Regions from separate parts of the Homo sapiens genome. Here all the other regions are linked to region 3. Evidence: chromatin contacts called from ENCODE Hi-C or POLR2A ChIA-PET data. All regions are on one chromosome and are shown on one strand. The core of a region is the stretch at or near the end of the contact, and the rest is flanking DNA. Distances in the headings are between cores, read along the strand shown.

Region 1 (3,211 bases), core at 642-3,141, 1.5 Mb before region 3:
TTTATATGTCACTTTTCATTTGAGGCTTTCAATTCAATAATTAATTGTTTCCTTAATGTATGATTTCCACTTCATTTCAGGGGAAATTGAGGAACAGGCAAATTTTCACATGACAGAATATAATAAAGTTTCCCTTTACAATACCCCAATCATTTTGCAACATTTTTTAAATGAAAAATTTTAAACATACAGAAACGTTTAAAGAATCTAACATTTGCATATGTACTCTTTCATTATGGGTAACACATTTAATTGTATTTTGTTCAGGGCTAGAGCACTGGAGGTTATACTTATTAAATCAATCGGACTGGCCGGATGCGGTGGCTCATGCCTGTAATACCAACACTTTGGGAGACTGAGGTGGGTGGAACACTTGAGCCCAGGAGCTCAAGACTAGCCTGAGCAACATGGCAAAACCCTGTCTCTACAAAAAATACAAAAGTTAGCCAGGCATAGTGACACAGGCCTGTAGTCCCAGCTACTTGGGGGGCTGAGGTGGGAGGATCGCTTCAGCCTGGGAGGTTGAGGCTACAGTGATCCACGACCATGCCACTGCCCTCCAGCCTGGGTGACAGAGCGAGACCCTGTCTCAAACAAAACAAAACAAAACAAAACAATCGGACAGATACATGTTTTATAACCCAGTCTTGGTGAATATAAAAATGTTCTATTTGCTACCTTAGGAATTTAGTATGATTTAGTATGCTTGATAGTATCTTTCTCTAGCTTTGAAAAAAAAAATCATGGGACAGGTACAGTGGCTCAGGGCTGTAATACCAACACTTTGGGAGGCTGAGGCAGGAGGATCGCTTGTGTCTAAGAGTTCCAGACCAGCCTGGGCAACATGGTGAGACCTTGTCTCTACAAAAAAATAAAAAAATAGTGGGTGTGGTGGTGGGCACCTGTAGTCCTAGCTACTGGGGAGACTGAGGTGGGAGGATCGCTTGAGCCCAGGAGGTTGAGTCTGCAGTGAGCCGTGATTGCGCCATTGCACTCAGCCTGGGTGACAGAGTGAGACTCTGTCTCAAAAGAAAAGAAATAAAAATCATGGAAGACATCTATTCTGTCTTGTAAAAATTTAAGGTATATGAAAAGAGTAGAGGAGGAGGAGGAGGGAGAAGGAAGAGAAATTATTTATTGGGATCCAATATGTGCCAAAGATAGTATTAGGCATCCTTGCATGTATTATTTCATTTGATCCACATGACTACCCTGTGAGATGTTATTCCCATTTTACACATAAGAAAACTGGCTAAGAGAAGTCAAGTAATTTGTCTGCGGCTGTGAATTCAATTTAAATTCACAGCTTAAACTCTTTTCACTACATCTGAATGCATCATTTTCAAGATCTTTTCTGGGCCTGGAGTAAGTTGACAGTATTTATGTAAAACATGTAATACTGTATCTGTATGTATGCTCCTCTTCCCCACGCTCATTCACATTTACCGTGATTAATACACATGTTAATAAAACCCTAGACTTAGAACTAGGATATAGAATCCAGTCGTTTAGGTACTTAATGTTTAGTTCTCTCCTCCAGAAAACAGGAATAATTACCGCCTTTTTTCCACTCCAAAGAATTGATGTGATAATTAGGGAGATAAGATTAGTTACTAGTCATAACAAGAATAAACTACAACTCCCAAAATGCCCAGAGGAAGAGGCTGACGCCAGTCCAGGAGACAGTTCCAGCTTTAGGGCAAAGGTGACCCCACTGGGTCCCGTGGCGAAAGAGAGAGCCGCCGGTCCTCGCCTTTTTTCTGATGCATCCAGGGATTTGTAGTTCCCTTACGGCCACCAAGTGCACTTAGGGCAGGCCTCTTACTACGAGTCCCGTGATGACCCGAGGCCGGGCAGCGCCTGCGTATTGAAGCCGAGGGAGCGTGCGGGCGGTACTACTGGCGGGAGGAGTAAAGATGGCGGCGCGAGGGTCTCCGCCCTCTGCTCCGGGCTGAAGCGCTCTGAGAGAGGCGGCAGCGGCAACTCGAGCCCCAACAGTAATTTAGTGTTGGTAGTTTTGGCAGCAGCTGCCGAGGCCGGAGCAATGGCGGAACTGGAGCACCTAGGAGGGAAGCGGGCAGAGTCGGCGCGAATGCGGCGGGCAGAGCAGCTTCGGCGCTGGCGGGGCTCGCTGACAGAGCAGGAGCCTGCGGAGCGACGAGGCGCGGGGCGGCAGCCGCTGACCAGGCGCGGGAGCCCCAGGGTCCGCTTCGAGGACGGTGCTGTCTTTCTGGCCGCCTGCTCTAGCGGGGACACCGACGAGGTGAGAAAGCTTCTGGCAAGAGGTGCTGATATCAACACGGTCAACGTGGACGGCTTGACAGCCCTGCACCAGGTAACTCCTTTCTTGGTCTTAGAGGCGTCCAGTCTCCTACAGATGAGCCTTTGACCCTGCGAGCCACCCCATGGGGAGTATCAGTGTTGCCGCCGACTCCTTCTGCATGGACACTGCCCTTTTGGGCTAATCGGTTTCATTCTTGGCCAGCTTCCTCCACTAATCAAGTCTTTTTCTGACCCCAGGGTCTTAGGAATAGCGTCACCCCGCTGCTTGGTCAGTGTTTGTATTTCCCTCCACCTACTTGTGTTGTCATGGTTACTGGTGATTTTTGTCCCTGGTCTTATCCCTGTAGATTAGTTATCTTCACTTATGTCTGGTTGGCGTGCCTGCACACCGCGTCACTCATAGGCACAGTGTCATTTGTTTGATGCCCTTTCAGAAAATTCAGTTGTTGTGTGTCCCCGTTATAGAATATCTTATATCACTTAAAGAGTAAAGCCCTTTACTGGGTAAAGACAAGCAGGTCTGAAACCACACCTCTTGTTTTGTTGATTTGTAGTACTTCAAAACAGTTTGTGTTGCCTCTAGGCTACAGCTCCTAGAACACGCTGGACCTCGTTGTTTTAGGTATCTTAACTTCCTTCTCAGCAGTGCTACCTCCCTGAGAGCTTCCTATGGAGAACTAAGTTACTGAATTACCTCTGTTTGATACTTATGGAATAGCTTTTCTATTTTTCTATTTTTTTTTCTAAAGTGCTCTATAGAAATCCCATGCCCCATGTATAGCTATACTATATGGATTGTGGATAATCTGTGCTTGGTAACGACACCTTTACTTCTGTCACCTAATGCAGCAATATTCTCTGTCTACTGACTGCCATGACTAACTACCCCTCTCTCCTCAAATGGAACTTCATCAGTTATTTTGGTGAG
Region 2 (3,141 bases), core at 3-2,502, 1.4 Mb after region 3:
AAGACCTTTTGACAGCTTGGCCTGTATCCTCTGGAAACATTTCCATTTACCCAAGTTCTTCTTAAAACATTATGTCTTTGTCCAGGTGCAGTGGCTCACGCCTGTAATCTCAAAGTGGAGGCTGAGGGAGGAGCATCAGTTGGGTCCAGGAGTTTGAGATCAGCCTGGGCAAGATGACAAGACCCCATCTCTAGTTAAAAAAAAAAAAAAAAATTACTGATTCTCACCAAAAAAAAAAAAAAAGCCAGGCGTGAAGACATGGGCCACCTACTTGGGAGGCTGAGGTGGGAAGATCGCTTGAGCCTGGGAGATCAAGGCTCTTGAGCCTGGGAGATCAAGGCTGCAGTGAGCTGTGATCACGCCACTGTACTCTAGCCTACGCGACAGAGTGAGACTCCATCTCTAAAAAAACGAAACTAACCAACCAAAAAAAAAAAAAAACCACAAAAAGCATGTTGTTTTGAACAGAGCGCAGTGCTCCAGCTAAGGTCAGGCCAGCACAGAGGGTGCTAATGAAATTCACCTCGCAGGCTCTGGCACTGTGGTTCTCATGAGCTCTGTTAGCTTGCCGGTATTTTCAGACCCACATAGGCATGTCCTTGTTGAGCAGGTCACTTCGGTTCATGAATACGGCCACCAAGGATTTGAGGCCCCTCTGCCTGCCCCCCATGGAGGGAGCCCTAGGGCTCAGATGGTGGCTCTTAACAGACCTCAATGGTCTGATGAAAACTCTGCATCCTCTTCCAAGAAAAACGCATCTACTCAAAAATTCTCTATATGACACCAGGACTCCCTGCAGACCATCCTCAGACCCCAGGTTAGGAATTTCCATCTGGAAGCTGATACTCAAAAATAAATTCTGAGGCAGCCTCCCTATTCAAACTGTGGGGCTCAGGGCAAATTCAAAGTAATAAAGTAATAACCTCTCACACGAGTGCTGTGCTCGACAACTCACAATACACGTTCACGTACATTGCTGGGATAGACCCTAGGGTCTGGATTATAATCGAATAAAGGAGGTCAAGGCCCAGAGAGGTCCAGTGACTTGCTCAAGGTCACACAGCCAATCTGGGCAAAGTCACTCCAGACTCTCTTACCTTCATGGGGCCTCACAGAAGCCCAACACAATTTGCCCACCAGTGGGGAAGATGCAATGGAGAACAGGTTGCATTTGGCCCCTGGGGAAACTGGTCCTGGCTGTGTTCAGCCGGCTCCTGCCGCTGCTCCACAGAGGCACACCCAGCTTGGCCTCTGTGGTGAGCTGTGGTGAGCTGTGGTGAGCTGTGGTTTGAGCAGCCTCCCTCCTAACGAAGGCAGAGAGAAGGCCAGGTTGTCAGGCTGTGTCTTGTGAGAAGGAGGGAACCAGAGGAGGGGCAACGGCAGAAACCAGACCTGAAGCCTGAACCCCAGGAACCCAGGGGACAAAGACTCCCTGGCCACCACTTGTCCCAAGACTGCAGACACCTCACTGGCCAGGAGCATACAAGCAGGAGTATACAATGTGGCCGGGGGTGCATAGGAGTCAGGATACAGAGCCATGTTCTGTGTGTATGATGTTCACATACAGGAGCCAGACTTGACCATGGGAGACCAGTTTTTAAGTTTCCAAGGAATTCTTGCTCCCTAAACATGTACTTGACCCAGAAAACTCTTCAGCCTTCAAGGCCCAACTCCCTCCACGAAGAATCTGTCCAGTGTCTGATGACTAAAGGCCCTGGATTCAGATCCAGCTTAGGCACCGCCTGGTCATTATCTGACTTCTCTACAGACTGTGCCTCTAGTAGGCTGGAGCCCTGGACTCAACTCAATATTTCACCCCTGCCCCTAGCAATAGGGGGTCAATGGACATTTGTTCAATAAGCTCTAGACACCAGAAAGGGTGAACTGTCTCTTGGCTTCAGTTGTTCTGTGACTTCAGGCTAAATCCAAAACCTCTGCGGTCAAAGAAGGCCATTGCCACCCCTCCCCACCCTGTTCCCTCTTAGGTGGAAGGCAATTGTGGCCCTTAGAAACCCTCTGAAGAAGCATCTAACAGCTTTTCTCAGGCCGAAATGGGAGAGGGTGAAGGTTTAGGAAAGAAAACGGTCATTCTTATGTCTTTCCCCAAACCAGATGATTTCCCTTTGTTCCAAACAGTTGGCAAAGACGTCTGGGCAGAGAAAGGGTCCTGACTTGATGCACTGCTCTGCAGGCAGCTGGGTGACTCCGGCCTCTGTTGGTTTGCAGCCTGGGCCAGGGCTGGGGAGTTGCTGAGGGGTGGGCTCAGGCTCACAGTAGGTAGGCTGCTGCTTGGGCTTTCAACTATTACCTCTGATCACAATGAATTCATGAATTTATATTAGTTTGATGCATATCTCTTCCACTGGACTTCCAACCTCTGGAGCGCAGGAACCACACTGTATTTAATTCTGGAGCCTCAGGGCCTGGCACAATGTCAAGCACACAGTAAGTGCTCAGTAAGTGCTAGAGACAAAAACGCACTGCAGCCTCCCTGCCAGCCTGATTTCTGGAGCATCCCTGACTCTCTTAATGGAAAGAGCTTCTCAGAGCTTCCCAAGCTGACTAGAGGAGGGACTGTCATGGTCATGGGCCCTGCTTCCCTCTTATAGTTCTCTTAGCTGGAAGGCAGGATCCTTCTCCTCTGAGCTGCTTCTGAGGCCACTTATTTGTTTATTTCCAAACCCAAAAATGCTTCTTAGGTTTTGCTGCCACCTGACTTGAAGCTCTGACCACCCCAGTGCTACTTCTGCTCTGCCCCATCCAGACATCAAGCGAGATTCATTCCCCCAGCCTCAGACAAACCACACCCCTATCACAACCGTAACTATTCTTAGCAGAGCAGGAAGGGGGGCGCTGCCGAATGACCTCGCTGCCTATAGAGACTTCACCTCCACCCACCCTTCACTCACCCGGTGTCACTTCCCCCTTTTAATAACAACAACACTGACACCAAGTTTCACTTCCACCACTTCCTGTGGGTTTTGTTCATCCTCAGCTGCTGAGGTTTCTAGAGGGTGGGTGAGTCTCTGGCCCAGCTGCAGGAAGGTCCCTCTGACTATAAACTCTACCCCTAAGCATTTAGAGGCTTGCCCTTCAGTCCTCAGACACATTCACCTTTCTTTTTTTTTGCTTTTTTTTTTT
Region 3 (3,050 bases), core at 14-2,513:
TGCCATTTGCCCTAATCCGTGTTCCCTTAGGCAAGTCCTTTCAAAAGTCTAAACTTCAGTTTCCTCCTCTATAACATGTGTATGCCAATTAAGTGAAATCTCTGCCAGGCCACAAGCCATGACACAATGGAAAGGTAGGTGGACTTTGGGGTCAGGCACACCTACAAATTCCAGCTGCTCCACTTAGTAGCTGTGTTATCCAGGGAAGGACATGTTCTGACACTGGCTGACGCCTAACTGTGTGCACACATAGACAATTATTTCATTGAATCTTTAAGCCCCTGAGTAAAGTTAATCTTTACTATAATCTCCGTTTTGGAAACTAAGCCAAGACATGGCGAGGCTGAGTAATTTATCCTTGGTCACCAACTCTAAAAGAGCTGGATTTGCGCCCAGCATGTGGATTTCAGCGTCTTCCTGGTAAATCGCCACCCTCAGTTGCCACCTGAACAGTAACTCTCCACGAAATGGATGAGAATTGAATCCGTAACTGGAGGGAACCAGGCGTCTGGCTTTGGAATGCAGACCGCCTCTGGCCGACTGCCAGAGGTGGGAGGCCTGAAGTTTGGGCTCCTTGCCGCCCTACCCTTTCCACCACAACGCTGCTATCAAGCCTAAACTCCAGCAAAATAGGCTTTAGGAAAGGCACGAAATTAACTCATTTTACACATAGAGATACACACTGGGACGATTTTGGCTTTTCAAGCTAACTCAGAAAATGGAGATACAGGCCGGGCGCGGTGGCTTACGCCTGTAATCCCAGCACTTTGGGAGGCCGAGGCGGGCGGATCATGAGGTCAGGAGATCGAGACCATCCTGGCCAACATGGTGAAACCCCGTCTCTACTAAAAACACAAAAAATTAGTCGGACGTGGTGGCAGGCGCCTGTAGTCCCAGCTACTCGGGAGGCTGAGGCAGGAGAATCGCTTGAACCCTGGAGGCTGAGGTTGCAGTGAGCTGAAATCGCGCCACTGCACTCCAGCCTGGGCGACAGAGCGAGACTTCGCCTCAAAAAAAAAAAAAGAAAAGAAATTGGAGACAGGACGGCACTCCTCCTACCACGGCCACTATACAACCGAAGGCACCTCCTCCCGCCTCCCTCCAGGTGGCGCTGTAGGACCGGCCCACCTTCCACAGCGCAGACGCCTCAGTTTGGCCTCCCTCGGAGGCCATGCAGCGAAGAAACGTGACTTCATGGCTAGAGGGGCATTTCCCAGGAGCCGCCCATGCCGCCGCGTGACCTTCACACTTCCGCTTCCGGTTCTTTATTCCGGAAGTTGCTCTCAGAGGCAGCGTGCGGGTGTGCTCTTTGTGAAATTCCACCATGGCGTACCGTGGCCAGGGTCAGAAAGTGCAGAAGGTTATGGTGCAGCCCATCGTATCCTACGCAGGATGTCAGGACTAGGAGGTTCGGGTCAGAATACGGGGTGCGAAGGCGCAGGCTGAGGGCAGGCCTGGGATAGTGGAGTACGGATCCACATCCCATGAGCCCCCGGGGCTACCAAGACTGGAAGAAAGCGCGGGTAGTTGAACCGTGATGGTGGGGAGGTGGTCTTGGGGGGACCCCTGCCGTGGGGAATGCAGGAATGGACGCGGCAAAAGGAGGGAAGAGAACTTCAGGTGCGGAGTGAAAACGGGAGTTAACGGTTTTGGGAAACTCCAGGGGGATGAAAGTGGAATGGATGTTCTTTAGTCTTTAGAAGACCCGTAACGAATGCCCAGCTGGGCACTTGTTGTTTGCGTAAGCACCAGACCTCGCGTTTAGTAAACAAAGGTGAGACGGGAATAGCGTCGTCCGGTTGTTTCAGGAAGCAGAGTCTATGCTGCTTTTGTATTTTTTCCTTAGCCACTGTGGTGCAGAACCTCATCTTCAGATACTTACAAAATGTACGTAAGTTGCTTGTTTCGTAACTACTTTTTAAATAAGAGGTGAACTGATTTAGTTTTTTGTGTTAACCTGAGCGATCGCTGTGTTCTAGAATTTAAAAATAGATGTAACTGGAGATTGGAGGGTAATTGAGGGGAAGGAGTACTTAGAAAGCACTAATGTGATGAAGTGGTGTGTATCCATGCCACTTCCCAACATGCAAAGAATTGTATCCATTACTTTGCAAGATCAAAAATACTTTTTAATTCCAAAAAGTATTATTAGCAGACTTGACCATGGTATTTGGGCATCAGTAGTTTTGTTAGTAGTGATTATGGCTAGAACATTGGAACCTCTCCCCTTTAGGATGAAACATTGGAAGAAAAACCCAGCCAACTTAAACCATGTCAAGAGGTGGTGTGTTTAATACCTGTGGGAAAACTTAAAGACGAAAAAAGGAAGAGAGAAGGGGTAGCTTCAGAGGAGTTTAGTGGCAGCTGCTTTCCTTTGAGGGAAATTTTAGCAACTTAAATTTTATAGTGTGATAACACAACTGAAAAACATTAATTTCAGGTGATAATAATTCTTAACCACCTGAATTGAGGGCTCCTGTCCTAGTTGTTAGGTGTGTGACATGAGAAGGCTTTGTTTTGGAACTGGATTTTGCTGCAGGAGATAAGCCCTTGGTCATTAGAAATTACTGCTTTGTGCTATGCTGTCAAAAACTTTCACTCTTAATAGATTGAGACCAGAAGCAGTAAGAAATATTGAGTCCCAAAATCACAGGAAAATTATTAGCTTATACAGTTCCAATATAGAACTTATTAAATGAAAATTCTTTTTGAGGTTATTATTATTGGTGAATAATTCTTAGATATGGGCTAATTAGTTAAAACTTTTGACTTACATTCATTACAATTTTTTTAGGAGCCATATTTCTCTTGTCGTTTGACCAAAATGGTTAGGTTTTGTATACTTCAATTTTTTGGGGGGCGGGGGGCGGGGAGATCTTGCTTAATGTTGCGCAGGCTTATATTGAACACCTGGCCACAAAGCGAATTATTCCGCTTTGGCATCCCAAAGTATGGGAACGGTGTGAATCGAGGCACCTGGCCTGTTTTTCTTTTCTTTTTTTTGAGACGGAGTCTCACTGTGCCCAGGCTGGAGTGCAGTGGCGCGATCT
Region 4 (3,100 bases), core at 587-3,086, 1.4 Mb after region 3:
CACCTTCCCCAGTGTCTTTTATTATTACTATTATTATTATTATTATTATTATTGAGACAGAGTCTTGCTCCGTCGCACAGGGTGGAGTGCAGTGGCACAATCTCTGCTCACTGCAACCTCCGCCGCCTGGTTTCAAGCGATTCTCCTGCCTCAGCCTCCCCAGTGGCTGAGATTACAGGCCTCAACCACCACACCTGGCTAGTTTCTTATATTTTTGGTAGAGACGGGGTTTCACCATGTTGGCCAGGCTGGTCCCGAATTCCTGACCTCAAGTGATCCGCCCCGCCTCTGCCTCCCAAAGTGCTGGGATTACAGACGTGAGCCACCGCGCCCGGCCTCTTCAGGGTCTTTTCATGTTAAATTAGATTCTTAGGACCCACTTCACACACCTATTCAATAGGAATTTATGAGCTAGAGCACGAGACATGGCATTTTTAATACGCCCCTGGGGTGAGTTTAATACACACTTTAGTTTGAGAATCACTAAATTAAACCCACAGACTTCTTTGCTGTTTTGTCCCCAAGATATCTATCTACGTGGAATGTCAGTCCCTTCTCCCTTCCAATCTAAAGTTATTTCCTAATTAGACGCAGTAGTTAACAAATCCTCCAGTTCCCCACCAACAGCAGTTTAAAAGGAAGCAAGACGTTAGGAAAGATTAAAGACTGCACGATTTTAAGTGTTTGGGGGCCTCTGGCACATCCTAGAAAGAATCATGCAAGAAAGAACAAGAGTAGCTAGTTCTCCATTGGCTCAGGACCAAAATGATCCCTTCCCTCTCTTCTTCACCTTAAGCATGAGCAACATCTCTGGCAATTCCGTGGCACCCATCAGATATGATTTCCTCTGGCGACCCCCAACCCTATTTAGAGAATGTCCCCTCTTCACAGAGCTGCCTCATGATTGGTGTGAACACATTTCACATACATCATCAAACCCACACACCCGACTACAGTCCCATGGCCTCCTCGGACTCCCGGGACTCGCTGCCGCCTCTGCTCCATCTCTAAACTGGGGCTCTGACCCACAACGGCGCACGCGCCCGCCCCCAACTCAGAGCAACTTTCCCCACTCCTCGGATTAACTGCTACCCTCTCCGAACGCCGGCCCGCCCCAGGTCCGTCAGCGCACACCCCGGTCCCCGGGGTCCCGCTCCGGGAACTCCGGCCCTCGGTTGCCCCTGGCTCCCGGTCCCCCAGCGGGCCCCTTCCTCCCCTCCTCAGAAGGATGCCCTCCCAAGGTATCCCAGATCCGGCCGGCCCATGCCCGGGGACCCGGCCACACGACACGACTGCCCCTTTCCGCCTGCCCGAGAAGACTCGGGCTTGTTTTGCAGGGCAGGGGTGCGGTCCGTCCTCCGATTTGCCTCTCCTGCCCTCTCTCCCTCCGGGCTGCCCTCCTTACCCGCCTGCAGCCCGGTTTCGGCGACATCGCCTGCAGGGCCGCGCTCGGCCCCGCCGCCGCCCGTGAGGGAGGAGAGACAAGTGTGGTTGTGGGAGCACTTGATGTCGCGGAAGAACTTCTGGGTCTCGCGCAGGTTCTGTCGCAGCCGTCCCAGGTAGCGGCGGTAGCGGCCGAAGCCCCGGCACAGCTCGCGGATCATTCCGCCGCCGCCGGGGCCGGGACCCGAGACGGGCTCGCTGCCCCATGGCACCCCGTCGCCCTCCATCGCCTCTGCCCGCTCTGTCTTTGCGGCTCGGTCCCCGGCCGCAGGCCCGGCCTCCCTCCTCCCCGCCCCCCAGTGCCGAAGGGAGGAGGAATCCGCCTCCTGACGCCCCCGCCTGCAGTCAGCCTGGCTCCCAACCTCCGTCACTGCCGTTGCAAACAAACCAAACCGCAGTGCGCCGCTATCGGAACCTTTCTCTCCACTATCCAGAAGCGTGAGGGAAGGATCGCTGGAGGACACCCTCGCCGCGGGGTCTCCTGGGACTTGCAGTCCGGGCTGGGACCAAACGCCAAAACCTCAAGGCTGGAGAAGGGGAGGCTGTGGATGGGACTGATCCCTTTTGGAGAAAACCCTCACTCGTTCTTGTGTTTTCGCGCTCTCTTCATTTTAAAAAGTGTTCCTAATCCCTCTATGAGCGTCCCTGAGGAGAGGGAGGAGCTGCAGGACCTGAGTGCCAGCAGAAGTGGGGGGGCCTTACCGAAATCGTAGCGAAAGATGTTAATAGTAGAGAAAAGGAAGGAAACAAGACTGAAGACAGTCATCTCCATGGCTACCCTAAGTGGCTCTCTAGTGTTTCGGATACAGTAGATACTGGGGAATCGGCTAAAAGTACCCTGGAAATCGGCTGAAAGTACCCTGGAAATAGGGAAATCTCTTATATTTGCATTGCGTTCCCCTTTTCCAACTTTCCTTCTCCAGACTTGGAAAGGAAGGGTGTGAAAGGATCAACAAGAGCTGTAAGCTGAACTTCAGTGGGTTCCTGAAGTAGGGAGACCGGACTGGGTAAGGGGAAGTTGAGGTTTGTAGCCTTCCAAACTATTTCTGATTATCTTAACTTGGTTTCTGCTAATATGGAGGACTTTCATTGACACACACAGTCACAGACTCCTGGACACAATTACAAAGGGGGCAAAACTTGACGTCACCTCTTTTGTGCTTCCTGAATTATCTCTCCCCTCTTCACCAGGCACAGAGCCCATCTGTATCTTTCTTGCTATAGAAAGACACCGTCTTTTACCTAGGCCAGACTTCTTCTCTGATAGGCTACATGATGTAGTTCCTTGACTGAAATTAAGAGGAGATTTGAGTTTGGATCTGGACTCTTCCTATACCTTGCATTGTGATCTCGGGCAAGACCCCGTTTCATCTTCTATAAAGTAAGGGTTTAGAATGGCAGATCTTTAAGCCCTTTTGGTTTTAAATTTTTGTGAGTCCTGCTTCAGAAATTTTACTTCTCCTGACCTCTCATCGCAGAACACCCAGGTGTTCTTAGCCAAATGATGTCGTGATATTTGGATTAATTGTTGTAAGATGTGAAGGCCTTACCTTTCCAGGGGCATTAGCATTTTATAAAAAGGGGTCACTAATTCAAATGAATCTGTATTTGATAAATGTCTGTGAGGGCTGACTGCAAGGAGGGAGCCTCATGCTCC
Region 5 (2,971 bases), core at 66-2,565, 1.1 Mb before region 3:
ATATTATCCTCATTTTGCAGAGCAGGCAACGGAGGCAAAGAGGTTAACGAACTTTAAGAGATACGAACACTTTTGAGGCGCCTTTTTTCTTTTGGCGGGAGACGGGGGACGGGGGTGGGGGGGTAGTGTCCAGCAGCCTCAGAAAAAAGGAGGAAGCTCAAAAAGTAGAACGTCAACATTGAAATGACCTCTTTCATCCAGAAAGCTGCCAAACGTATGCAAGGAATGTTTGTCAAGATCTTAGTTCGCTTTCAGATTCACCTAGTGGAAGGAAATCTCTTATGCTTAAGAAGTCTTCAATTAAAAGGGGGGATGGGCGTGGGGGGAGAAGAAAACCGCCTTCCCTTCAACAAATTTTTCCCAGAGGTACCGGGCCCAGGAAAGAGTTCACAGTGGTCCTGGGAGAACGTATTCCTTTTCTTAGCTCTCCAGGGCTTTGGGACCTGGAGTCTTTTCCTGCTCCCTACTGCAATGGAGAGTCAAGCCCAGGGGACAGCTAATACACTATTAAAAGAATTATCAGTGCAAGATAGATATGCGATGTGGCAAGTTATAATAGAATCTAGGTAGTGGGTATAGAGGAATTTGATGCAAATTTCTTTTAACTTTACTGAATATTTAATAATACTAAATAAAAGTTGGGTAGAAGAATTATCGTCGATGGCTCTTTGGTGCGCATTCTGGGCCTCCGAGGGTCTTGATGAAGCTCATGTAGTGTCATGTGCTCTCTCGGGAGAGCGTTGACTATTTTCACTCCTAACGTTGGCATCCTACGAGCCAGGTAGGCATAACTTTGAGACAAATTCTAGACTTACATGAGTTATGATTATTATTTAACTGAGATGGACAGGAAGAACAAGCCTAAGAAAATCTTTCCCAATTCTCAGCTGCGTCCTACGATTCCCTCTCGCTCCCAACTCTCAAGGTCTCCCAGTCCGGCTTCCTCCATTTCCGGTAGTGACCCTAAGTGATGAGATTCTATCGCTCCCAGATCAGGCCGCAGCTGTTTGGCTCCCAGCAGACCCGGTGTGACGTTAAGGGACGGGGCGGTTGCCGGCGTCTTGAGGGGAACCTAGGGACCGAGAGGACTCTCCGGGAAGGCAGCCGCTCCCCCGCCCACAACAGACGCTCCCCTTGCCCTTTATGATGTTTACATGGGCGGAGGGATCCCTCCCAGCTGACAGCCACACCGCGCCGGCCCTTCTTTTTTTAAAGAGCCTAGCCACGGGCGCTGACTGGCCGGCAGCCGGGCGCGTCATCCTCCGGGGGCGGGGCCCGGGCCGCATTGTCTCGTCTAGGGCCGGCTGGACGCCCCAGAGGCCGGACCTGGGCAACCCCAGCCTGGAGGTGCCGGGGCCGGAGCTCCCAGAGGGCTGGGTGCGAGGCCTAGGCGGGGTCAGGTTCGGGTTCCTAGGCCATAGCGGAGCTGCAGCCCAGGCGGCCGGAGCGGAACCCAGCCCCGCTCCGAGTGCCACGTCTCCAGGAACCCCCTCCTTACTCTTGGACAACACTCCGCCCCCGCCCGGGCCTCCGTCCCCCAAACCGCCCTCATTTGTGCAGCGCCAGATCCTTCGGACACATCCCTAGGTGTCTCCATCCTCATTCGGTCCATCCAACTCCCAGACCTCACGTCAACCGGCTGCACCCCACTTTCCAGCCTGCGCCCCAGATCTGCAGCCTTCGCCCCTAGATACACCCGCCTGGTGATGAGGCGCTCCTCGCGTTCCTTCCGGTAACCGCGTTGCGAAGACCACGCTGCCGGGTTGCAAACTTGGGGGGACTTCCTCCCTCCCCTCCCCCTGGGCGCCGTGCAACTGCCCTGGGACCGGGTTCTGGGATGAGGGGGGCAGACCGGGCTCCCCAGCGGCCGGCGCAGCACGTAGCGCACGTGTAGGGTCCGCTCCCCACCCCCTCGCCGCCTCTGACAACTTTTCAGGGCTCCAGGTGTCCGTGAGCCTCCCTTCCGCCCTGGCCTCCGGTCTCTGCCTTGCTCGTGCTTCTACCACCACCCTTCCCCTCCCAACCCGGTGGATCCTCTCGTCTCCCCCAGTCTCCAGTGCACCGGCTTTCCCTCGTCCTCTGCGCAGTCCATCTCAGCTCATCTCTCCAATTCAATGCCATCATCTCTCCTCACCATCTCTCGGTGCCCTGGAATGTTTGCTGTCAGATGTCCCCTGTGAAACCCACAAACGCTTGCGATTTGGCCTCCTTGTTTTATTTTGTGTAGTCCTACAACGTCTTGTTACTACCCCCTATTACAACACTTATAACTCAGTATTTGTCTTTTTTCCGCGGTGTCCCTGCACTCTCCCCATACATATTCCTCTCCTGCCAGATTGTAAGCCTCTAGAGGGAAGAAGTAATGTCTCTCTCCTTGGCACCAGGCACGTGGCACACGCTCCACAAATATTTGTTGAAAGGGAGGGTAAATGGCCTTGAGTTTCTGTGGCTACCATTGGCTGAGGATGGAGCTTTGGGCTGGACAAAGAAGAATCTGGTTGACCACATGAAGCAGGAAGGAGGCTCAGAACGGTGTTGAGGGAGCCTCCACAATGGGTGGGCACCACAGGTGAGATAAACCCATCCTCCCCCATTCCCTGCCCTGCTTAATTCCCGGGAACCAGCAACCCCTCCTATGCTATCGTCTACTGCTGAGCTGGTCCCTTATGGTGGACTTCTGTGCTCACTGTTCTGCTTTAGCCCCAGCTGTCGGGGCTGCCCTTGGGGAACAGCTTACACCTTGACCAGGCGCTCATTTCTGGGTTTCTGTTCTTGGGAAGCTGGGTCTGGGTCCTGGGAGCCACCTGGTAACTAATAAATACCTCTTCCTCCTCCCATCTGCTCTTCCTCTCCTGTCCTGGAATCCCTCTCTGATGACTCAGCCCAACTGAGATCCAGGGTAACTGCACCCTCAGTCCTGGGCTTTGGTTTACCTGGGTGTGGGGCTCAAAGGGCTAGACCCTTGTGGGGG

The links. A loop is a pair of places that touch in the nucleus more often than their neighbours do. ChIA-PET counts read pairs that join two places held with the same protein, here RNA polymerase II (POLR2A). Pooled maps may share reads with other maps.
Region 1: a map of CD8-positive, alpha-beta T cell shows a loop between it and region 3 (22-fold over the local background). The contact joins the promoter of PPP1R12B here to the promoter of SNRPE in region 3. A Hi-C loop is called at or near these places in 2 of 168 maps with a recorded cell type or tissue (CD4-positive, alpha-beta memory T cell and CD8-positive, alpha-beta T cell) and 11 of 50 pooled maps.
Region 2: a loop to region 3 is called in a pooled map, with 8 times the contacts of the local background. The contact joins the enhancer-like site here to the promoter of SNRPE in region 3. A Hi-C loop is called at or near these places in 4 of 50 pooled maps. POLR2A ChIA-PET finds 5 or more read pairs at or near these places in 2 of 52 experiments (GM10248 and activated CD4-positive, alpha-beta T cell).
Region 4: a loop to region 3 is called in a map of CD8-positive, alpha-beta T cell, with 20 times the contacts of the local background. The contact joins the promoter of DSTYK here to the promoter of SNRPE in region 3. A Hi-C loop is called at or near these places in 3 of 168 maps with a recorded cell type or tissue (CD4-positive, alpha-beta T cell, CD8-positive, alpha-beta T cell and naive thymus-derived CD4-positive, alpha-beta T cell), 1 of 37 single-sample maps with no recorded cell type and 7 of 50 pooled maps. POLR2A ChIA-PET finds 5 or more read pairs at or near these places in 1 of 52 experiments (B cell).
Region 5: a map of CD4-positive, alpha-beta T cell shows a loop between it and region 3 (4-fold over the local background). The contact joins the promoter of PCAT6 here to the promoter of SNRPE in region 3. A Hi-C loop is called at or near these places in 1 of 168 maps with a recorded cell type or tissue (CD4-positive, alpha-beta T cell) and 6 of 50 pooled maps. POLR2A ChIA-PET finds 5 or more read pairs at or near these places in 1 of 52 experiments (B cell).

Annotation. Positions count from the first base shown.
Region 1 is chr1:202,346,808-202,350,018 of GRCh38, forward strand. PPP1R12B (protein phosphatase 1 regulatory subunit 12B) reads left to right here and starts at 1,892. Exons shown (of 24, transcript NM_002481.4): 1 at 1,892-2,335. The coding sequence starts at 2,045. RefSeq lists enhancers at 1,639-2,179, 1,851-2,160.
Region 2 is chr1:205,285,484-205,288,624 of GRCh38, forward strand. No RefSeq gene overlaps it. Among named protein-coding and RNA genes, the nearest start is that of NUAK2, 35 kb to the right of the region's middle. Within about 2 kb of position 1,253, at least 12 of the 41 ENCODE cell types and tissues checked have a DNase peak (open chromatin) inside an H3K27ac peak, as active enhancers do.
Region 3 is chr1:203,860,336-203,863,385 of GRCh38, forward strand. It overlaps SNRPE (small nuclear ribonucleoprotein polypeptide E), which reads left to right and starts at 1,264. Exons shown (of 5, transcript NM_003094.4): 1 at 1,264-1,378; 2 at 1,861-1,887. The coding sequence starts at 1,325. RefSeq lists enhancers at 1,046-1,340, 1,149-1,408, 1,794-2,369.
Region 4 is chr1:205,209,866-205,212,965 of GRCh38, forward strand. It overlaps DSTYK (dual serine/threonine and tyrosine protein kinase), which reads right to left and starts at 1,837. Exons shown (of 13, transcript NM_015375.3): 1 at 1,406-1,837. The coding sequence starts at 1,670. RefSeq lists silencers at 1,167-1,216, 1,637-1,766.
Region 5 is chr1:202,809,639-202,812,609 of GRCh38, forward strand. PCAT6 (prostate cancer associated transcript 6) reads left to right here and starts at 1,316. Exons shown (of 2, transcript NR_046325.2): 1 at 1,316-1,732; 2 at 1,937-2,274. LOC124904583 reads right to left here. Exons shown (of 3, transcript XM_047439549.1): 3 at 600-1,921. The coding sequence ends at 1,397. RefSeq lists a silencer at 1,183-1,412.